Regions from separate parts of the Homo sapiens genome. Here region 2 is linked to region 1. Evidence: read pairs that join two places in POLR2A ChIA-PET (ENCODE). Cell type or tissue: PC-9. All regions are shown on one strand. Links, peaks and the distances in the headings refer to the core of each region. The heading gives the core; the rest is flanking DNA.

Evidence for each region. ChIA-PET counts read pairs that join two places held together with the same protein. Peaks named below come from ENCODE experiments on the same cell type or tissue, not always from the same donor. Only the 100,000 strongest peaks of a DNase experiment are listed, where the experiment ranks them.
Region 2: POLR2A ChIA-PET joins it to region 1 with 5 read pairs; 5 of 35 experiments call an interaction of 5 or more read pairs at or near these places.

The regions. Positions count from the first base shown.
Region 1 is chr3:177,361,819-177,373,957 of GRCh38, reverse strand. No RefSeq gene overlaps it. Among named protein-coding and RNA genes, the nearest start is that of LINC00501, 73 kb to the right of the region's middle. RefSeq lists an enhancer at 7,612-8,113. In PC-9, for the core only: no CTCF peak of the experiment used is centred there; no DNase peak of the experiment used is centred there.
Region 2 is chr3:177,491,525-177,503,663 of GRCh38, reverse strand. All of the region lies in intron 1 of LINC00578 (long intergenic non-protein coding RNA 578), which reads right to left. It also overlaps the pseudogene RN7SKP52. Among named protein-coding and RNA genes, the nearest start is that of LINC00578, 56 kb to the right of the region's middle. In PC-9, for the core only: no CTCF peak of the experiment used is centred there; a DNase peak (open chromatin) is centred at 5,243; H3K27ac peaks cover 425 bases.

The DNA of each region.
Region 1 (12,139 bases), core at 4,450-9,449:
GAACCTAGTGGACATCGGATCACCCCAAATGGAGGCCATTTACCCAGCAACTATGAAAAGAAGCCTGCCAGAACATTTTAGTTCTACACGACACTCTACTAATACCCAGGCCATCTTCTCCAGGCATTAAGTGCCTTCAACAAGCCAAGAAGGCAACTCCCATAATCAAGTAGAAAGGTGATGCAAACTAAGTATTTTGTGTCCCTCCAAAATTCATATGTTGAGGCCTAAATCTCCAATGTGATGATATTTTAAAGGTGGGGCCTTAGGTAGGTAATTAGATTATGAATGGGATTGGTGACTTTATAAGAGACATTAGAGAAATGATCTCTTTCTCCACCAAGTGAGGGTACAATGAAAACACTGTCGTCTGTAAACCAGGAAGACGACCTTTGCCAAGACCCTTACTATGCTGGTGCCATGATCTTAGATTTCCAGCTCCAGAACTGTGAGAAAAGTTTCTGTTATTTAACACACCCAGTCTATGGCAATTTGTTATAGCAGCTGGAACTGACTAAGACTGAGGGCAATCCTCAAAATTCATCAGGGTAATACATTTGCTTCATAATAGATAAGCATCTTTTTAAAAAAATTTTTTTGACATTTTTATAGAGACACGGTCTCACTGTGTTGACCAGGCTGGTCTCAAACTCCTGGCCTCAAGCAATCCTCCCATCTCGGCCTCCCAAAGTGCTGGGATTACAGGCATGTGCTATCATGACCAGCCAGATAAGCATCCTTTAATTCCCATAAATTTTGGAAATTGAGTTGATAAATGCTTAATAAAAAAAAAAACCTGTAATCTTTATAATTTTGTTATTAAGGGATATGTGAATATTTGGAATTTAAAAAGTCACATGAGACTTTGGCCTCTTCATGTAACAGTTCAGCCCTGTAATTCCACCTTAAAATATATGATTGAGTTATTGATTTAGAGTTTAGATTTACACAATTTTAATGATATAATATTGGAAGATTTAAGAGATTTTAGTGTTCCCATAGCTGAATTTGATTTGTTAGATTTACAACAGTTATTTAAATACTTAGAAAAGGTCTGTTAGCTAAAGCAAGCAACTAAAGTCTATAAAAGGAAAATCAAGCACATTTAAATCATAAATGAAATTTAAAGTGTTCCAGGCTGTTTATTTAAGTTTGTGAAAAGGACCAAATATTAGTCAAAGGCTGCTTTAAAAATGATTGTTAAAATTTGCTCGATTTATAAACAGAAAAATAAGATTTATAAACTGAACTTAAAAGCTTAAAAAGAACTACATGTGTGGATTTGTAACATTAATTAATTGATTATTAATTTTTAAAGCGAAAAAACTCAGTAATCTTTTCTGCACACAAAAACTGCCTTGAAGGATAATTTTTAAGCCATATTTAACAACCTTCTTGGGAACTCAGTGAGTGAATGAGGAAAAAGAATTACGCTCACGAAGAAAAGGTAGATAAAATATATTTTTAAAAATATGGCCCAGAGTTAAAACTAAATAGTATGCTTTCACTTACCCTCTCCTACCTTCCAGTAAATGCAGGAGAAATGCTACAAGATAATGTGGATGAAGCAAAAGATCAGAATTATTCAACAATTTTTATTATTGAGTACCTACTCTATGTTTTACACTATGGGAAAATGCAAGAATATGTGGCATTTATAATCTAGTGAGGCAGGTAAGACTCACAAATCTGAAACAGAGAACAGAATGATTCAGTTCAATAAACACTTATTGAGAGCCAGCCTTGCAACAGATATAGTGACTGGCTCCAGGGAGGGGGAGGCGGCTGGGCTCAAAAACAAACAATAAGCTTTATAATTAAGTGCTAAATTGCGTGTTGCAGAAGTCAAGTGAGAAGCATTCAAAGAGAGATAACAAAGTCTATTGGAACAGCTGAGATTTATGGATGAGGTAAGAATTGATCTGGGCTTTGAAGGATGGAAAGGACTTCAATAGGCAAAGGGGGTGGGGCTGGAAGAGAGGGGCACTATGAATCTAGTGTGCAAGGGAAGCAACAAAAGAAACCAGCAGAAATGCTACACATTGAATGACAGTGGAATTAGATCATGGAGCAATTTCTAAATTACACAAAACTAAAATTAAAGCTAGTTACTAGACTAAGCTACTAAACAATAATAAAAGCAATAATAATTACTACCAAACATTGAGAGGAGGTGGCATAAAATAAGATAAATCCTCATATGCCATAGCAATGAGTCAATAGGTACTATTTAAATTTGATTAATCATAAAAAAATTATGAGCATATATTACTAAACCTTTTGTGATAAACACCAAAGGAAAGATAAAGCTAAAATAGGTTGTCTCTGGGGCTGGAACTAAGGATGAGGAGGGTGGGGGACCAGAGAATCTTGTTATAAACTTTTCTGCACAATTTGAGTTGATACCACATGATTGTATCACTTTGATCCAAATATGAATATTCAAAACAAATAAACTCAGTTATTAGGCCATGTTTGTTTGACCCAGAGGTAGATTTACTACTAAGCTAATAAAGCCTAAGCCCTGATTCCTTCCAAGACCTACATCTAATTTTGTATGTATGTACTTTCTAATTTTTTTTTTAAAAAGGCCTTCCCACAGTCATATAAGCACCAGGCCCTGGATGACCCTGGTTTGAACTACAGTCTTTTTCATTTCTCACAGTTCTTTAATGCCTTTCTTCCTTGACATTTCCTAGAAAGAACCTAGTCTCTCTACTTTTTATGTTACTTTTAATCAAGGCATATGGTCTTAGTTATGCTAATAAATAATCTTGCTTCAAAATAAAATCTCTACTTGATTCAGTAAACAATATCGAGGCACGTAGTTTTGTTGTTGTTGTTGTCCATGAAAAGAGTATATTCTTTTATTGTTTTTTGTCCATACATGTTAAGTTTCAACTTTCAATAATAAAATTCAATAAATTTGATTCCTTCATCATAAAAACTTGCTTTACACATTATTTACATGTTGCCAAAGTCCATGCAAAACATCACAAGGATTTGATTGACTCCATGCATGATGCCATCACACAGAAGGAGGAGGGAGCTAATCCAGTAACATACATTCAAAGATTAAATTATAGATACGTACAGTGTATTTAGCACTGTTCATTAATATTATAACACCTTCCTCTCAAAGACAGGCATTCTTAAGCGTTAATCACAATATACCAGAATTTGCACTTAGATTTTTAAACAAAGAAATGAACAAGGGGGAGTGGTGATCTAAAAAAACGTCCCCTTGACAGAGTTTGAATTGAAGTTGGGAGAGCCTGGAAGCACAGGGACCAGTTGGCAACTGTTGCAGTAACTGCTTGGTGAGATATAAAGGCTTGGATCAGCTGGTAATAGAAGTAATGAAGAAAATGAGACAGATGCAGGGGCTATTTTAGAAAGGAATTGACCAGGTCGGGTTACCAGCTAAAGACCTGCCCTACAAATAGTTAGGATACTTCCAAGTTACACTTTGGGATAGAGCTTGATTTTTCACTCATTTTTTGGCAAATGTCTCACAGGCTTCAACTGAAAAGTTGACCAGTAAAGCCAATTTGAATGAATGCAGCCTGCCAGTCCCTCTGTAATTCTAGTCAAATATTTATGGATGGAATTCTACCAGTGACTTTCTTTTAATAACAAAATCATGAATTGTCTAGCCCTGGATATGTATTCATATTCTTGTACACAATCTTAGGAGCATGTGCTGATGAGACAGGCTAATAAATGGATTCAATTAAAACAGCTGACAATCTTTTGGACCAAGGGAGTTCTCACTTGGACAGTTTATATAGCTGCCTATATTCTTACTGCGGCAGATTCTTAACAAATCCACGTCCTAGAAGAAGAGGCACATCACAAAACTGTTCTGCAATAGTAAAGCTACGTGGCAAACAAAAACAAATCCCAAGCTAAAGAATTTGGGGGAGAACATCTAATATTTTGTATTGGTCTTGTGACTTGTATTTCTTAATATCTCTACAATGTATTTTGAGTAGTGTGTCTACATCATGAGGATTCTGAATACATAAACTGTAGGTCTTTGAATTTCTCTGTGGAAATAAGAAATTTAAAATCATGTTTGTATGCAGCCAACCCAGCACAGCTGACCTGAAAAGTGAAGCCACTTAATAATGCACCTGGGTTGTTTCCTGATTGATTGATGATTGATTGACTGTCATGCATATGGAGAAATTAGCAGCCAGGCTTGAAACTTGGTAGGAACTGCTCTCCTTTATCTTTCATCCTCTGTCATGGGTTGGTTTTTTTGTTTTTTTGTTTTGGGGGTTTGTTTGGTGGGTTTTGTTTTTGTTTTTGTTTTGTTTTTTTTTTTGAGTCGGAGTCTCACTCTGTCGCCCAGGCTGGAGTGCAGTGGCGCAATCTCGGCTCACTGCAAGCTCTGCCTCCTGGGTTCATGCCATTCTCCCACCTCAGCCTCCCGAGTAGCTGGGACTACAGGCGCCCGCCACCATGCCTGGCTAATTTTTTGTATTTTTAGTAGAGATGGGGTTTCACCATGTTAGCCAGGACGGTCTCGATCTCCTGACTCGTGATCCACCCGCCTCAGCCTACCAAAGTGCTGGGATTACAGGCGTGAGCCACCGAGCCTGGCCCACGGTGGGTTGTTTTTGTTGTTGTTGTTGTCGTTGTTTGTCTTACAAATGGAGCCTAGGCGGGGCACGGTGGCTCACGCCTGTAATCTCAGCACTTTGGGAGGCTGAGGTGAACAGATCACGAGGTCAGGAGTTCAAGACTAGCCTGGCCAACATGGTGAAACCCCGTCTCTACTAAAAATACAAAAAAATTAGCTGGGCCTGGTGGTGGGCGCCTGTAATCCCAGCTACTTGGGAGGCTGAGGCAGGAGAATTGCTTGAACTCAGGAGGTGGAGGGTGCAGTGAGCCAAGATTGTGCCACTGCACTCTAGCCTGGGCAACAACAGCAAGACTCTGTCTCAAAAAAAAAAAAAAAAAAAAAAAGTGGAGCCTAATGCTCTACCCTTTTGTTTTTAAAAAAATAACTTTGATTGCATCAATAAATACTAAAATTATACTCACTAATCATAATGCCTACTAAGTGCAGAAGTTGAGTTAAGAAGTGGAAATACCGGGCACAGTGGCTCACGCCCGTAATCCCAACACTTTGGGAGGCCAAGGCTGGTGGATCATCTGAGGTCAGAAGTTCTGGACCAGCCTGGCCAACATGGGGAAACCCTATCTCTACTAAAAATACAAAAATTAGCTGGGCCTGGTGGCAGGAACCTGTAATCCCAGCTACTCAGAGAGGCCAAGGCAGGTGAATCACTTGAACCCGGGAGGCGGAGGTTGCAGTGAGCCGAGATAGCACCATCGCACTCCAGCCTGGGGGACAAGAGTGAGACTTTGTCTCAAAACAAACAAACAAACAAACAGACAAACAAAAAGAAGTGGAAATACAGGCCAGGCGCGGTAGCTCATGCCTGTAATTCCAGCACTTTGGGAGGCTGAGGTGGGCAGATCGCCTGAGATCAGGAGTTCCAGACTAGCCTGGCCAACATGGTGAAACTCCATCTCTATTAAAATTACAAAAAAATTAACCGGGTGTGGTGGTGCATGCCTATAGCCTAGCTACTCAGGAGGCTGAGAAGGCAGAATCACATAAACCCGGAAGGCGGAGGCTGCAGTGAGCAGAGATCATGCCACTTCACTCCAGCCTGGGCAACAGAGTGAGACTCCATCTAAAAAAAAAAAAAAAAAGTGGAAATACAGAGCTAAATATGTGAAGTGCCCCTGCAATAGCTCGAAAACTAGTGAGCAAATTAAACAGAAAACCACCCTGTGAGTGCGATGATGGAGACATATTCGTTTCCACATTCTATTCTCTCATCCTCATGTAAAAGGAAGTGGGGGAGACTTTCAATGCATCATAAATTTTACTCCCCTCTAGATTGCAACCTTTCTGACATTTTCTCCCACTTTCCACTATTATTTGTCCTTGTTCTCTTCACAGCTGAAAGCTCTCCCTCTCTGCTGGCTCCTTGCCATCATCCGCATTATTAGTATGCTGACGCAGTGCCCGTCTTCATATATACCTATATATGCCTCCAACACAATGCAATCTTTATTAAAAGGTTGTGTTGGCCAGGCACGGTGGCTCACTCCTGTAATCCTAGCACTCTGGGAGGCTGAGGCAGGCGGATCACCTGGAGTCGGGAGTTCAAGACCAACCTGACCAACATGGAGATACCCCATCTCTACTAAAAATACAAAAAAATTAGCTGGGCGTGGTGGTGAATGCCTGTAACCCCAGCTACTTGGGAGGCTGAGGCAGGAGAATCGCTTGAACCCGGGAGGTGGAGGTTGCAGTGAGCCGAGATCGCGCCACTGCACTCCAGCCTGGGCAACAAGAGTGAAACTCTGTCTCAAAAAACAAACAAACAAACATAAATAAATAAATAAATGGTTGTCTCCAATAACTGCCTCCTTGGCCACACCACCCACTTTCTTCTCACCCACTGTAGTTTCCCACCTGCTACTTCTCTCCAGAAACTGCTCTTGCCAAGACAGCTACTCATCCCCTTAGGCCAGAACCAACGGTTTATTTCTGTGATCTGTTAGCTGTTTTCACACTGTTGAATTCTCTTACTACCCTTAACATCCTTGCAAAAAATAAAAAAAAAAAGCAAACAAACAAACAAAAAATTCCTGGTTTTCTGTCTTCTTCTCTGGCTATTTCTTCCCAATCTCTTTTGCTGATGATCCTTTTAAGTATTAGTTTAATATGATCCCTGGGTTTTGTTTTCTGTCTCTCTTCTCTTTGTATACAGCCTCCAGTGATCTCATCCTCTCCAATCACCATCTAAGAGAATACATTTGATTTAAAATTATTTTAAGTGTCCTAGACTGAATTTCTCAGGTACACCCTAAAATGGAGCCCAAATCCCTAAGGTGACTCCAGAATGAAACTTTTTTTTTTTTTTTTTTGAGACAGAGTCTCGCTCTGTCATCCAGGCTGGAGTGCAATGGCGCGATCTTGGCTCACCGCAACCTCCGCCTCCCAGGTTCAAGCGATTCTCCCGCCTCAGCCTCCCAAGTAGCTGGGATGACAGGCGCCTGCCACCATGCCCGGCTAATTTGGTATTTTTAGTAGAGATGGGGCTTCTCCATGTTGGTCAGGCTGGTCTCGAACTCCTGACCTTGGGTGATTCACCCACCTCAGCCTCCCAAAGTGCTGGGATTACAGGCCTGAGCCACTGCCCCCAGCCGGAACTGACTGCTTAAAGCCCTCAGTATTCTCATTGGTGAGAACAGATTAAATAGCCAGGAGCACGGAAGACCGGCTTACCCTCCAGAGGCTGCTTTAGCTCATATTGGAAATTCTTGCAAAGCCCCAGAACTACAAAGAAGAAAATACAAGTAAAGAACAAAAGGGCGGGCCGGGCCCAGTGGCTCACGCCTGTAATCCCTGCACTTTGGGAGGCCGAGGTAGGCGGATCATGAGGTCCGGAGATGGAGACCCTCCTGGCTAACGCGATGAAACCCCGTCTCTACTAAAAATACAAAAAGTTAGCCAGGTGTGGTGGCGGGCACCTGTAGTCCCAGCTACTCAGGACGCTGAGGCAGGAGAATGGCGTGAACCCTGGAGGCTGAGCTTGCAGTGAGCCGAGATTGCGCCACTGCACTCCAGCCTGGGTGACAGAGCAAGACTCCGTCTCAAAAGAAAAAAAAAAAGAAAAAAGAAAAAGAAAAACAAAAGGGCACGCTGGATTACCAGCTATCTCCTTTAGAAATTCGTGGCTTAGGCTGGGTGCCGTGGCTCACGCCTGTAATCCCAGCACTTTGGGAGGCCAAGGCATGCAGATCACGAGGTCAGGAGATCAAGACCATCCTGGCTAACACGGTGAAACCCCGTCTGTACTAACAATACAAAAATTAGCCGGGCGTGATGGCGCATGCCTGTAGTCCCAGCTACTCTGGAGGCTGAGGTAGAATTGCTTGAACCCGGGAGGCGGAGGTTGCAGTGAGCCGAGATCATACCACTGCACTCCAGCCTAGGTGACAGAGCGAGACTCTGTCTCAAAAAAAAAAAAAAAGTTTGTGGCTTCCTTTGAACTATTTTCTTTTGTTTATTTGTTTGTTTGTTTATTGTGAGACGGAGTCTCACTCTGTTGCCCAGGCTGGGGTGCAGTGGCACAATCTCAGCTCACTGCAACCTCCACCTCCCGGGTTCAAGTGATTCTCCTGCCTCAGCCTCCCACGTAGCTGGGACTACAGGCGTGCACCACCACCCCTGACTAATTTTTTTGTATTTTTAGTAGAGACAGGGTTTCACCATGTTGGCCAGGCTTATCTCAAACTCCTGACCTCATGTGATCTGCCCACCTTGGCCTCCCAAAGTGCTAGGATTACAGGTGTGAGACACCACGCCCAGCCCGCTTTGAACTATCTTCTTCCAAACAACAACAACCTGAGAAGGTGGTTTGTGCAATGGGGAATGAAGGGTGAGGAGAGACAGCTGACCATACCTAGGAAGGAATAGGAGTAGTTCTTCAACTCAGTCTATGGTAGAGGGAAAGGGTGGGGTGAAGAGGAGCACAACCATGTCCAGGTTATTCTCACTGAAATTATCTCAGTGGAAAAGGAAGAACCAAGCTAATGACATCCTGAGCCAAACGGTAACTATGAGAAAGGCCAGTGCTGTAAATGCTAGTCTAGCCACCAACCACCAGCAGCCCCACGAGGAGCCAGAGGCTCCCGGGAAAGATCCCCTTCGCAGTTCCTAAGCTCCCATAGAATGGGCCACAAAATACATCTGGGCCGACAATTCAAACATAATGTGTTATTAGTACAATCACTGGCTACATTGACCTCCACTTCTTTCCTGTTTACTGCAAGAACCCAGAACTGACTTTTTTCTAGGACAGCCGTCTTCAAACTGTGGATGCATGAAGACTTTCCAAGGGATACACAGAAAAGTCCACTTTTAAGGGAATCAATTTCCTCAACTTATATGTGTAACTGTCTGAGAAAGAGCTTAACATCAAGGTGACCTCTTTATCTCCTGCCTTCTACTTTACTGAAGAAATGCATACCTTGGACACACTCCAAATCTTACTGTGGTGCATGGCCCCAACCATGAGCACCAGCAAAGGAAGAATTAGGTCTCAGAATCAGTGTGGAGATGGCCAGGCATGATGGCTCATGGGGCAGGCAGATCGCTTGAGTCCAGGAGTTCGTGACCAGCCTGGGCAACATGGCAAAATCCTGTCTCTACAAAAGATATAAAGATTAGCCTGCTGCAGTGGCATATAGCTGTAGTCCCAGCTACTTGGGAGGTTGAGGTGGAGGATGACTTGAGCCAGGGTGCAGTAAGCCAGGATGGCGCCACGGCACTCCAGCCTGGGTGACAGAGCAAGACACTGCCTCAAAAAAAAATCAATGTAGAGGAAGAATCATTCCAATGACTTAAAATAAGTACTTTTGCTCATCAGATGGCTTCTTATTCTTTGCTCTCCACAAGACTGAAATAGAGTTTCATCACAACTGATTTCTGGCAAGCCATGAGATCTTTGACAAATGATTCAGAAGGAGTTTGGAGAATCTGGGGATAATATTGCTATTAAAAAAACTACTTACATCACCTATATATGTTATCAAGTTTCTTGAGTATGTCTGTGCACGTGCACGCACATATGTGAACAACAAATTAGAAACAGAATTGATGCTGAACTTGTCAGTCTAGTAATAGATAATATTAGTCAACCATAGCTACATAAGCTAATTGGAAGAAAAGCCATATTCTCCTGATTAATATATATATTATCAATAAAAGTTAACACTTTGGCCGGGCGCAGTGGCTCACACCTATAATCCCAGCACTTTGGGAGGCTGAGGCGGGCGGATCACTTGAGGTCAGGAGTTCAACACCAGCTTGGCCAACATGGTAAAACCCTGTCTCTACTAAAAATACAAAAATTAGCTGGGCATGCTGGCGCATGCCTGTAATCCCAGCTACTCAGGAGGCTGATGCAGGAGAATCACTTGAACCCAGGAGGCAGCAGGAGAATCACTTGAACCCGGGAGGTGGAGGTTGCAGTGAGCTGAGATCACGCCACTACACTCCAGCCTGGGCAACAGAGCAAGATTCTGTCTCAAAAAAAAAATCTTTTACTCTTAGAGCCATATAATCACACATAATTTTTTAATTAAAATTTATATTTATTTTGTTGATGAGATATAAATATGGCTACATCAATTCGAGGAGAAAAAAATGATATAAAACCTGCCAGTGTTAAAGAAGAGCTTGCTCATGAATTTTTTAAGTGAACGATGATGGGTATCCGATTGCTGTGGTATTTGGATCCTATTGGATACATTTTTTAAAGTGATGTTATGTTAAAATGTCAACTTTTTGCAATATACTAGATATTATTTCCTTTGCAACAACTTCCACTTAGGATGCCAAACTGTAGCTATCATTTTTAAAAAGAGCCCGGAATACATTGTTTTTCAAGATTCTTTTAGGGGGTACATGCACAAAACAGTGTGATGCTGACAACTAATATGGAATAGCAGTCCCCTAACCTTTTCATAAGGAAGTATCCCTTCTTGAACATTTTAAAAATAAAAGCAGTCATAGTTTTACTTTCTATACCTATTAACCAAGAAAAATCAAGTAACAAAAAAACAAACTAGTAGGTATTCAGTAACACTTAAAATTATTAAATGAATTGTTATATTCATCAAAATAGCATCTAAAGATTTTAACCCATATAGATGTGAAGTATATGATCCACTTATCTAGAGAATATCTAGGACACCCAGTGATTCACAGCAACTCTGTACTACACTACAGCCTCCAGTCTCGGAACCACACTGGATGGGTTCCGTTGACCTTTGCAGAGTGGTCTTTCCCTGTGGGGAGGCTAGAAAAATACTGAAGCAGCTCATTTCAAGTGGATATCCTGCTAAGGTATACACAGATTCAAATGCTTTCTGCAGTCAAGCAAGTAGCTTAAATGAGGGAACCTGCCTATGGGTGAGAAAAGAGGGAGAGGCTGGAATTGTAGGCAACAGAAGGCTGTGTGCCGGGTTTCAAAGGGGCAGCTGCTATCCAGCCCCACCCAATTGTTGACAAGGCTTCTGTTGCCTGCAGCTTTTTACTTTTCAGGAAAAGCTGGATTTTCCTGTGAATCCTCTGGATTTTTAATCCAACTTTTCTAAAAACAACTGTTCAGGCTAACCTAAATACAAATGGGAGCTAAATCCACGTTCAATGTCTGCACCAGTGCAACTGGAAGTGTGGTCCCAGGTTCAACAACTGTTTCTTGCATTCCACAATGAGATGTGCATAGCAACTGAGAATAACACTTAGAAATAGCCATAACAGTTTGACAGGGTAATTTTGTCATGTAATTTTCTGAATCTAATAATAAAAAATTGGCTTGTATCTTATACATCTGTTTTATTTCCCTAATTTTTTAGAAACAAAAATATCAGTGGGCAGTAGATTAAAAATCTTGCCCATGACAGTTTAAGAAGCATTGCTGTGGTCTTCATCAAAGCAAGCGGACCACTGGAGGATGCTGTATTTGATAACTGAATCTCCGTGTCTAGAATCGTCACATGGACCGCCTGAAAGAGACAAGCCTATGAATCAAAATGCAACCAGTTCTTTCCAGCTGACAAATATTTGGCAGTAAAGAACCAGAGGAACGGGGGAAATAATGTCACTCCCGGAGGACCGCTCCTAGCCCATCAGATTACCAGGGTTCCTCCAGGGCCAGCTGTGGGAGGAATAGCCTGATGCCACGGTCACCTGGAGTTCCTTCTCCCTCCCACAGCACAGGAGGACCAGCCCCTTAGAGGCCCTCACTGAAGGGCAGAGGGCATGCTCTCAGGCGGTCATTTCTGTGTCTACCTGTTCCAACACACTGAGCTTGTCCAGGGCAGAGACTCCTGCTCCTCCATCCCCCCAACATGGCTCTTCTTCACTGAATTCTCTCCTCCTCTGCCAAATATAAGGTTCCTTGCTAGGCAAAGAACCTTGTCAGCCTCTAGTTAGGGGTGCTGAACTTTGGCAACTGGTAGCCTGCCTCCTACTTATCAGGTTCTATCCAAGCTGATCCTCCAGACTTTGTCCTCCCCTGCTTAGGCAGAAACTCTA
Region 2 (12,139 bases), core at 2,360-7,359, 130 kb before region 1:
TTTACTCATTTTTTATTCCAAGTTTCCTTGTGCGAGTCTGAAAATAAAGTGATCATTATCAAGGTGTTATCTCCATTAGCAGAAGAAAAACTTCTAAAATAGTTAAATGGTGGATGTGAGGGTGATCTATTCACAACATCTGTCACCATATTGATCACCAAGGTTGATGTGGCTGCCAACCCGGCTGGCTATGTGGCTGTGCCCTTCCTCCCTCACTGCCCCATGTACATCCTTGCCAAAGCTCTGTGCTTGGTTGAAGAGAACTATCTTCCCTGATAAAATGGTTAAGTAGTACAAGTTTTACAGCAGTCTTCAGCTTCAAATTGAAAATCACTTAATTATAAAAATACTTCTATTCTTTTCAATGATTTATGAAATAAAAATATAGCCCATTCTGGCATAGTTGAAACATCTGACATTTTGTGAATGCTATTTTAAGTTCAGTTAAAACTTTTGTTGTTGTGATAAAACAATTAGAAATTTTGGTGGAGCCCAGCATCGTAGTAAAAACAATGATCTCACAAAACTTAAAAACATAGAAACTATGGAGCAGAGCTCTACTTGGAATTGGTTGTGGTGTACATGTAATTCATAAGTCGGTTAATACGAGCTGTGATATTCTACCATTCAAAATAAAAACTATAATTATCAAACTTTACATATATAGGTATACTTAAATCACTTCTATATATAAGTGGTTTAACTACATAAAATTTAGGATGACACATGCTGAAGACAAAAAAAAATTCAATACTGCAATACAAACTTTCTTTTTCTTGATGCCTACAATCAACTGAATATTAGAAATGTTTGAGCCTGGGGGCCAGGCGCAGTGGCGCACACCTCTAATCCCAGCACATTAGGAGGCTGAGGCAGACAGATCATCTGAGGTCAGGAGTTCAAGACCAGCCTGGCCAACATGGCGAAACCCCATCTCTACTAAAAATACAAAAATTAGCCAAGTGTGGTGGCAAGTGCCTGTAATCCCAGCTACTCGGGAGGCTGAGGCAGGAGAACTGCTTGAACTTGGGAGGCGGAGGTTGCAGTGAGCTGAGATTGCCCAGTTGCAGTCCAGCCTGGGCAACAAGAGCAAAACTCCATCTCAAAAAAAAAAAAAAAAAAAAAAAAATGTTTGAGCCATTGAAGAATTTTTTATATTAACCCCAGTGTCCTACAATGGAATTGAATTTTTAAATTAAAAAGTCCTCTAAATTATGGTTGCATTTTGTTCAAAATTAGTTGGAACTCTTTAATAAAAGTACTCCATAAATAAAACAACAAAAAAGTGTTGAAGTTTTTAGTAAATTTTGGTTACTAAAAATAAGGTTTATAACAATAAAGACATTGAAATTTATTCTTCCTAATACAAGGGAGGAACTGAACATATCAAATGAAAAGGGCTTAAAGGGTAAACAAGTTTCTGTTTTCAAATTTGATAATTGTTCTTCAGAATATATTACTTTTAGGGAGATCATTTGACAGAGCAACTATTTTTAATTCAACAAATTTATATTCTGTTCTGGAGTAGAATAAAAAAACTTATAATTTTATAACATTTATATTTGGCAAAACTTCAAAAACATCATAAACACAGATGACTTATTTGATGAGTTTTTGTCTTATAAAAACATTTGTTGAATAAAAATACACTGAATAGAGGGGGGAAACAACCTGAGATGTTTACACATTTTAATATAAAAAAATTTTTTCATTGCGAATATCCTACATCGAGCAGAATTTATTTTGAATATGCTTCAGTTTCTGAAGGGAAAGTATTTTCTTAATTTAAAAAAAAAAGAGAATAATTCATTGGAGTCATCAAACATTCTAATTTATTTACCATAAAATAGAGCTTTGAGGCCGGGAGTGGTGACTTATGCCTGTAACCCCAGTACTTTGGGAGGCTTAGGCAGGCAGATCACGAAGTCAGGAGATCAAGACCATCCTGGCTAATGGTGAAACCTCATCTCTACTAAAAAAAAAATACAAAAAATTAACCAGGTATGGTGGCATGCGCCTGTAGTCCCAGCTACATGGAAGGCTGAACCCAGGAGGCACAGGTTGCAGTGAGCCGAGATTGCACCACTGCACTCCAGCCTGGGCAACACAGTGAGACTACCTCTCTCAAAAAAAAAAAAAAAAAAAAAAAAAAAAACATATATATATATATATATATATATATATATATATATATATATAGCTTTGACTATTACTCAATTTTATTAGAACATTTTAATAAGATTATATTGAAAATACATATATTCTTCAGAAAGATACTAATGGCATGATATTAAGGATAGATTTAGATAAGAAATAGATTAAAATATGTGCCTATACAATTGCCTCAAAAAGAATAAAATATCTAGGAATACAGCTAACTAGGAAGGTGAAGGATCTCTACAAGGAGAACCGCAAAAAACTTCTCAAAGAAATCAGAGATGACACAAACAAATGCAGAAACATTCCATGCTCATGGATAGGAAGAAGCAGTATCATTAAAATGACCATACTGTCCAAAGCAACTTATAGATTTCCAGGTTCAAGCGGTTCTCCTGCCTCAGCCTCCGGAGTAGCTGGGACTACAGGCGCATGCCACCATGCCCGACTAGTTTTTTGTATTTTTAGTAGAGATGGGGTTTCACCGTGTTGGTCAGGCTGGTCTCAAACTCCCGGCCTCAGGTGATCCACCCTCCTCGGCCTCCCAAAGTGCTGGGATTACAGGCATGAGCCACTGTGCCCAGGCAATATTTTTATATTTTAAGAATTTTTTTCAGGCTGGGCGTGGTGGCTCATGCCCGTAATCCCAGCACTTTGGAAACTGGGGTGGACAGATCACTTGAGGTCAGGAGTTCGAGACTAGCCCGGCCAACATGGTGAAACCCCATCTCTACTAAAAATACAAAAATTAACTGGGCATGGTGGTGCGCACCTGTAATCCCAGCTACTTGGGAGGCTGAGGCATGAGAATCACTTGAACCCGGGAGGCAGAGTTTGCAGGAAGCCAAGACCGTGCCATTGCTCTCCAGCCTGGGAGAAAGAAGGAGTCTCTATCTCCAAAAAAAAAAAGATTTTTTTTTCAAAAAGTTTTTAATAGAGTCAACTTGATGGTCAATAAATATTCAAAAGATTAAGTTCCACTTATTTTTAGCACCTCCTTTTACTCTCAAAAGTGTCCCAGTTTGGTTGATGTTGGCTAACTATAGCCAACAGGATAAAGCCACATTCCTTGTGATGTGGCCCTCTGCACCTTTCCAGTCTCCATCCCGTGACTCTTCAAAGCCTCCCAGGCTCGGCTCTCAAAGCTCTACTCCCACACTTCCCTCTGGCTGCAATGCCCTGTGCCCTCATAACCCTGCTGCATTCTAACTCGGCCATTACATCCAACCTAAATATCTTCTTACAGCTTCTGCTGACTTTCTTCTCTTACCTTCCCATCTTACAGCATTAATTATACGCACATATATGTCCTCATAGAGCTTCACATGCAACCCTGATTGTTGTTACAGCGCCACTATTTTCTTTCCTGTCCTCCTTTCAAACTGGATGGGGAAAGCTGAGAGGCCATGGACTTTGACTTCTTTATCTTTGTACATCCAGAGCCTGACGCATTACTGGACACAAACTGGTTATGGCAAATGTTGGTCTAATTAAATGTGTTGTATCACAAAGAAGGCCTTTCAGAACCTCAGAACCTCCTAAAACACACTATGAAGGCATCCTTGTGCTCTATGATTGCGTATAAGGCCCTTCCAGGACCTGATCCTCTAGCTGCTGAGCCCCAGCAGGGCCTGTTTTTTTCTGGAGGACTCATAGGTTCATGATCATCTGCTGGCATGCTCTTGAGAAGGCTCTAGGGTGAATAGATAACCTCAGCTGTCCGGTGATTCATTTCGCTATGTAAAATCTGAAATAATGATAATGTATTTTGCATGTGTGTGTGTAAAATTAACACTCACTTATTCCCAAATAAACCAATAACAATTTCCAGTGCCTATACCAAAAGCTTGACCAACAAAACTATAACTACCAGAAAGGGTAGTGAATATAACCTAACCCTATTTTCTTTTTTTTCTTTTTTTTTCTTTTTTTTTATTATACTTTAAGTTCTAGGGTATGTGTGCACAACGTGCAGGTTTGTTACATAGGTATACATGTGCCATGTTCATTTACTGCACCCATCAACTCGTCATTTACATTACATATTTCTCCTAATGCTGTCCCTCCCCCAGCCCCCCACCCCCTGACAGGCCACGGTGTGTGATGTTCCCCACCATGTGTCCATGTGTTCTCACTGTTCAACTCCGACCTATGAGTGAGAACATGCTGTGTTTGGTTTCCTGTCCTTGTGATAGTTTGCTTAGAGTGATGGTTTCCAGCTTCATGCATGTCCCTGCAAAGGACATGAACTCATCCTTTTTTATGGCTGCATAGTATTCCATGGTGCATATGTGCCACATTTTCTTAATCCAGTCTATCATTGATGGACATTTGATAACCTAACCCTATTTTCTAAAGCTGGTCATAGACTCCCCTTCACTAGGCAAGGGGCCCTTAAGTAAGAAGATGTCCAGCAAAGTGAATCTAAGACATACAAAATGGTGAGTTTCCATATTGGGTTATGTCTCACTCTAACAAAGCCGTCTTTCATTATGGATATAATTTAAAAGTGCCTATATAGGTGTGTATATGTGTATATCATATACACTTTGAATAGATAGCATTATCGATTCACACATCCACAGTCGTCAATAATACTGCGAATTACCTAGGAGACAGCACAGTGGTAATAGAGAGGCCTTGGAGCTAGATAAGTCTGTGATAGAATTTTGACTTCATCTTTTCTTGAGCCTCAGTTTCCTCATCTGTGAAATGTGAATAAACATGCCTGCCATTTAGACCTGTTGAAAGGATTAAAGAAGACAGTACCTAGACAGATAAATAGTAAAGTTGTTACATTTATTACTACAGGATCTGTTATTATTTGACTAGCATGTAATCTACTAATATTGCACAACCTTGATTCTTATTCTCTAAGGTGAAGTAGAGCTGATCGCTAAGTCCCCATTGCTGCCAAATTCTGTTTTCAGTGACATTTTAAGAACAGCCTCCCTCCGCATGTCCACAGGGAACTGTCAGGCCCAGGGGCACCTCTGCTGCTTCCCAGTAGGAAGCTCCCTCGAGAAAGCAAGCAGGGAGCGGGTTTCTATGATCCCACCAAGATTTGGCTGAGCTCCACTTTCAGCCTAGTGACTCATGCACCTTGAGTTGCTAAGGGAATTGAAAGTGTTGCCAAGGAATTTTGCAGTTTGCAGCAGGTGGATGTAGAAATTACAGAACCACTTTCTTCAAATCAGTAGCAGTGGATGTTTGTGCCCACAAGGATGAGGGCACTTTGGCAAGCACCCTAACCAACTTCTCCTCATACTTCAAAACAGACCCCAAACCATGTTTTCACCTTCTAGTGGTATATGAATGCACAGATGCAGAAGTAAAACCTGGTCCTGAGCAGAGGGTCTAAATCTGCAGGCGTCAACAAATATGTTACAACATTTTTTTAATGTGAATGGTCAATTGACTTTTATGAAACTGAATATTAACTGATAAATGATTACACTGTTCATCAATTATTTCACTTTAGATATAATCTGAAATCTTTCAAAAGATGTTTGTCTCTCCTTATCAATACAATTGATTGTTTTATCTCAGTGCTGCATTTTCGGCAATTTTCTCATATCTAACTTTCGGTTTATAAATTTTTTTGCTTTAGCTGTCTTTAACCAGCTGATTAAACCATGCACTGCATTTCCATTTCAATGACGATATTTTGCAATTCTAGAAAATTTATTTAACTATTTTTGAATTTTTTTTTAGTATTCCGCTTAAGTTTATGTGTTGGTGTTTTGGCTATATCTATTTGTATAGTTTTTTTATGATTGCGCTAAGGATAATGAAATACATACCTAACCTCTTACAGTCTATTTAGATGGAATATTTTACCACTACAAGCAAAACATGGAAGTCCTGCAACCCTTTGCCTTCTCCCGTTTGTGTCACAGCTGTCAGATGCTTTGCATATACATACCGAGAAACCCTACCAAAGTTACAATTTTTTTTTTTATATACGAAGTCTAGCTCTTGTCCTCCAGGCTGGAGTGCCATGGCATGATCTCAGCCCTCTGCAACCTCCCCTTCCAGGGTTCAAACGATTCTCCTGCCTTGGCCTCCCCAGTAGCTGGGATTACAGGTATGTGCCACAACACCTGGCTAATTTTTGTATTTTTAGTAGAGATGGGGTTTCACCATGTTGGCCACAGTGGTCTTGAACTCCTGACCTTAGGTGATCCACGCGCCTCGGCTTCCCAAAGTGTGGGATTACAGGCGTGAGCCACCGCTTCCAGCCACACTATGCCTAGCCAAAAGTTACAACTTTTGCTTTCAATAGTCATACATATTTTAAGAACTTAAAATATTAAGTTCTTAATATTAATATATTAATATTACCAGACAGTTTTTATATTACCCAGTTACCATTCTCTTCCATTTCTGAAGTTTCAAGTTTCTCTAGTATCACTTCCCTTAAGCCTAACTACTTCCTTTAGCATTTCTTTTAGATGGGTCTGCTGGTAATAAATTTTCTTCATTTTATCATCTTGCTGAGCCAATAAGCAGTTTGTTTAATTTCTCCTTCACAAAGGGTGCAAGTAATTAATCGAGTAGAACAGAAAAAGGGTAAAGATTGGATATGGAAGAAAACAGGTGAGTGACCAACGCCATATCTAATGCAAAGCAGCTTCCAATGAAGCCCCTTTTTCTTTTAAGCAGGTCTCAGGAACTCAGCTTTTTTTAGTATCCTTCTGCATTTGTCACTACCAGCCTATCACATGGGGTTCTTTTCCCTAAAGCCAGCCATGGGTAAATGTCCTTTCCCATCAGCTGGAAAGAATAAGTACCCATTCTGTTTATTTCACAGAGTCAATGTGAATGATGCTGCTCAGAGTCTCAATGGTAGCCACCAGGTCCCCAAACCAATATAGAAAGAAGACAGACTTGAACTACAGGGAAATTGAATTGTTAGAAAGTTGTCTTTGCTACCCCATTGATGGAGACAATCCTGAAGTGCAGATAAGAAGAAAAAACATGTAAATTCAAGTTATAGTACACATTTCCCTCTAATTTTCCTGATGCATATGGCTGTCATTGACCCTTCATCACTAGCCTAACAATAATAGTTGGTTTGCAATTTATTTGGATCCTCTGAAGATTGGGAGTTATTGTTAGCAGACAATTTTCCATGGATCTCTCAATATTTCTGCACATCTTATAAGCAGAAGTACTGACGGCCTTTTGTTCTGAACTATCTTTTCAAGGATATTTGTATAGCAAACAGCATGGAAATAATAGACAGTGTGTTTCCCTCCAAAGCAAAGAGCAGGTTGCTTACAGCTTCGCCATGATTTTAAAGGCGATATTTCCCACTGAAGCAAAAGGCAGGTATGCTTACTGTCCAGTGTAATAAAGAAAATGTTTCTCTCTGAAAGCAAAGGTCAAGCATGCTAAATGTATATTACACAAGATTCAGATTCCCTAAGTTCGGGGACTCTTCTGTAACAAACCCATTGAGTGTGCAGTTATTATGTAGCTCCTGTGGGAACTGGAGCTTAGGGATTAGGACAAAAATGCTAATTCTCTGGCTACTGTCCTTTACCTCTGACCTGGGAGTCTCAAGTCTCCAACCAGCATCCTTGAAACTGTGGCTGGCTAACCTGTCAGCTTGCAAGTAGATAAAATCCTAGACCCTCAGAGGTCTTGGCAGTTACAAAATGACCTTCTGTACCTTCCCAACCCTCTCATAGTATTTATTTCTCCTCCAAGAGTGGGATGGCTGCTATGTATTTACATAGCATCTGGCCATGTGCCAATTCACCAGGTCCCCATAGGACTCTACCCCCAGAATTCTATTTCTTAACATTCTCACATAGATGCCAAAAGTAGGCACTAGTTTCTTTGTTTCTTCCCCCTAGTTGTACATCTTTATCTTTAGTATGCATATACTGTATCACATATTTCAACAGCTGCAAGAAGCAGCAAATACATACTAGATCAGTATAGTCTCTGGCCACTATATGCCAAGCCCACACAAATGCATTAGTAAACTTCACTTGAGATTAAGGATGTAAAAACCTTGTGCAAAACCATCTATAAATATAAAGTTTTATTATTATGAGCTCCTATAATACAAGAATTCTGGTTGACCACCTCTGAGCTGGCTACTAGAATTTCCTCATTCCTGAACAGGAGAACTTTAGCTAAGAGTAAATTAGTAAGCGCTCAGGTAAAACAATTGTAAGAGAGCAGAAAAGGCTGGGCGCGGTGGCTCACGCCTGTAATCCCAGCATTTTGGGAGGCTAAGGCAGGTGGATCATGAGGTCAGGAGTTTGAGACCAGCCTGACCAACATGGTGAAACCCCATCTCTACTAAAAATACAAAAATTATCCGGGTGTGGTGGTGCGCGCCTGTAATCCCAGCTACTCAGGAAGCTGAGACAGGAGAATCACTTGAACCCAGGAGGCAGAGGTTGCAGTGAGCCAAGATTGCGCCGTTGCTCTTCAGCCGGGGCAAGAGAGCAAGACTCCATCTCAACCAAAAAAAAAAAAAGAGAGAGACCAGGAAAACAAAAGTATCCTTTGTCAGAAGCTGAAAGTGAACCAGTACCATGTTGAATCTGTCAATACAAGACAGAAGGACAAAATATCATTGTCCTTCTAAATTTTGCTTGCATTTTACTGACAATCTGGTTACTAAATTGTTAGATACAGAATTAACTCTTACGTACTTGGTCTAGCAATGGACCAAATTAAATTAATAGATAAGAAGCAAGTTGCAAAAATTCCCGAGCTATCTTCTTCTTCTTTTGTACCATTTTACATGGCATCAAAATCTGTTCCAGTTACTAAGGACACATATGAATTTACCCCACAACTCAGTGGCATGAAACAGCAATGTGTCATGCTCACAGATTCTGTAGAGGAAATTGGACAGGACACTGTGGGGACAGCTTGTCTCTGATCCACAACGGTCTGGGGTCTCAGATGGAAGATTCAAAGACTGGGAGCTGAAATCATCTGAAAGCGTCTTCACTCGTGTCTACTGTACAATGGTGGCACTCAGCTGAAGACCTTAGTTCCTCTCTATATTGGCCTCTCCATGCAAGTTAATTTTGCTTCCTCAGAGCATAACAGCTGAGTTCCAAGGACAGGTGTCCTGAGAGAGGAATCAGATGGAGGCTGTATCCTCTCTATGGCCTTAGCCTTGGAAGTCACATAGCATCACTTCTGCTGCATCTGTTGATCAAAAATGGAAGTTTCTGTCTTGATCCAAACCCAGAAAATATAAATCTCAGCATTAAATAAGAAGGTGTCAGTTACAATTTAAGAAATGCATGTGGCACTCAGATATGTATATTTGTATGGCCATCTTTGGAAAATACAATCTACCACACTCTGTATTTGTGTGACTTCTCTCAATGAACCTACAAAACAGATGCTTTCATTCTCTTCATTTCACAGATAGAAAATTAAACCCAAACAAGTTTAACAACTTGGCCAAATTAACACTTGATTATAAGAACATCTATTAGTAAACTTACCCATGTTTGAACTTTGTTGATACGAAGAGGTTCCTCCTCCCATGGCCAGAGATGATTTTTAGTTTCCATGTTGAGCCACTGTTTCCTTTTTTTCTTTTTTGAGATAGGGTCTCACTTTGTCACCCAGGCTGGAGTGCAGTGGTGCCATCTTGGCTCACTGCAGACTTGACCTCCCAGGTTCAAGCAATCCTGCTTCAGCCTCCCAAGTAGCTGGGACTATAGGCACGCACAGCCACACCCGGCTAATTTTTGTACTTTCTGTGGCGACAGGGTTTCACCATGTTGCCCAGGCTGGTCTTGGACTCCAGAGCTCAAGAAATCCACCCGCCTCGGCCTCCCAAAGTGCTAGGATTACAGGCGTGAGCCATGGCCACCCGGCCTGAGCCACTGTTTTCTATCATGTCTCAAGTTTCACTGTCTAAGATCCGACACATGACTTGAAGACTTACCCCTTTAAATTTTCCTCTTATTTTAACAGCTTTTGGGATTCTACTGGAAGTTTGTACAGCGTAGTGGTACCAGGAATAAGCATTGGAGGCAGATAAACATGGCTTTAAATCCTGGCTCTACCACTTCTTGTTTAGATGCAGCAAACACATTACTTACCCTTGGTAAGCCTCCCTCCCAACAGGGATAATAATAAGCTTCTCGAACCTGGTACAGAAGGTGCATATTAATAGAATAAGTAAAATATCACTGACACCTGTCCCCACATTCTTATGCCACTCCCTAGGAACTTTCATCTAATTATAACTAGAAGTTCTCAGATGGTGTTTCATGAGTGCTTACAAATGAATCACCATTGATGCTAACAGTAGGCTTCCTCTTCTGATCCAGACGCCTTCATGGTGGATGGTCTCAGGAAGTCACTGAGGGCAGTACCTCATCACTACCTTGATTACAGATGCTCCCCTAAAACAAGGCTGTCTCCTAATGAGACTACATAGCAGCAATCTCTCAGGATGCTGCAGAGGCACGGTATTCGGTTTATCATTGGGAGTAATGCCCCCTCCACCCTTCCACTTGGGTCACAGAGACACATAGTTTTTTCTGCTTTTGCTAGCAATTTCTCTCTCTAGAGGACTTGCATATTGATCCTTAGAGCCAGGAGATAACACACCTTTCTGTGCTCTCAAAGTCTACACAACCAACCCTCTTCCTCCTCCAAACTTGCCTTCCTTTCTTCAGCTAAAAGCAAAAGCACAACACAACTTACACCAGTCCCTTCTTCTGAGATCTGTTCATCGCTTTACAGATTCTCCTACACCCGTTAATACGCACACTGTGCTTTATGTGCTCACTCTCAACTGCACTTCCTTCTTTCTCTCTGATTTTATGTCCCAATCAGCCTCTCTCATCTCTCTTTTTTTTTTCTTGCTTTTATAAATCATGGGGCCAGGCGTGGTGGCTCACACCTGTAATCCCAGCACTTTGGGAGGCTGAGGCAGGTGGATCACTTGAGGTCAGGAATTCAAGACCAGCCTGGCCAACATGGTGAAACCCCATCTCTACTAAAAATACAAAAATTAGCCAGGCACGGTGGCGAATGCCTGTAATCCCCTCTACTCAGGAGCCTGAGGCAGGAGAATCTCTTGAACCCAGGAGGCAGAGGCTGCAGTGAGCCAAGATCGCGCCACTGCACTCCAGCCTGTTTACAGAGCAAGGCTCCATCTTCAATAAATAAATAAATAAATAAATAAATAAATAAATAAATAAATAAAGGTACCTCCACGTAGGAATGAGCTTCACTCAACTACTTTCTATTAGAGTTGCTATAGTCCTGGTTTGCCCAGTCTTGGCACCCAAATTTTATTACTTAGATCCTCCCAATGATGACAAATATATGTAACATTATCAGGGAGGGTTCTTTAACTGCAGACTTCATTTAAAAAGAGGAAAAAAAGAATGTTTTGAGACTGACTCAAACCCCATTGTGGAACGAGAACTACATACAATTTATATGTCAAGAAGTTAAGCTGAATTGAATATATAGTTAATTGCAAAAGGTATTCAATATAGAACTGATAATAGCATACAATCCTACACAGCTAAGAGAATTTTTTTTAATTGGCCAGATGTGGCTGAGGGGAGTGTCTGCCCTGGTCCCCTGCAGCTGTCCTTCCTCTGTCTTTCATATCTGGCTCTTCCGTTGCCCTCTGCTGAGTCCCTCTGTGTCTGTGTCTCACACCATCTGGATTGAAGGGGTCACTCTCCTGTGTCAAGACTTTTCATGCCAATTATTTAATGCCATTTCTCCATCTGAAATTATTCAAAGTTCACTTTTAATTCAAATTCCCCATGGAATCCATTTGTCAGGAGGTTGCTTTCTCCAAATATGTTCTGCAAACTGTCATCTCTGGCTGCTTGCTGTCATAAATAGACGTTAGTCTCTATTTCCTGTGCTGTTCCCAAGAGAAGTGTCATATAGCTCCAGGCTTTTTGGTGGGAAGAGAGCTACTTCCAGTGTGGATACTACAAGAAAAGCTTCCCTT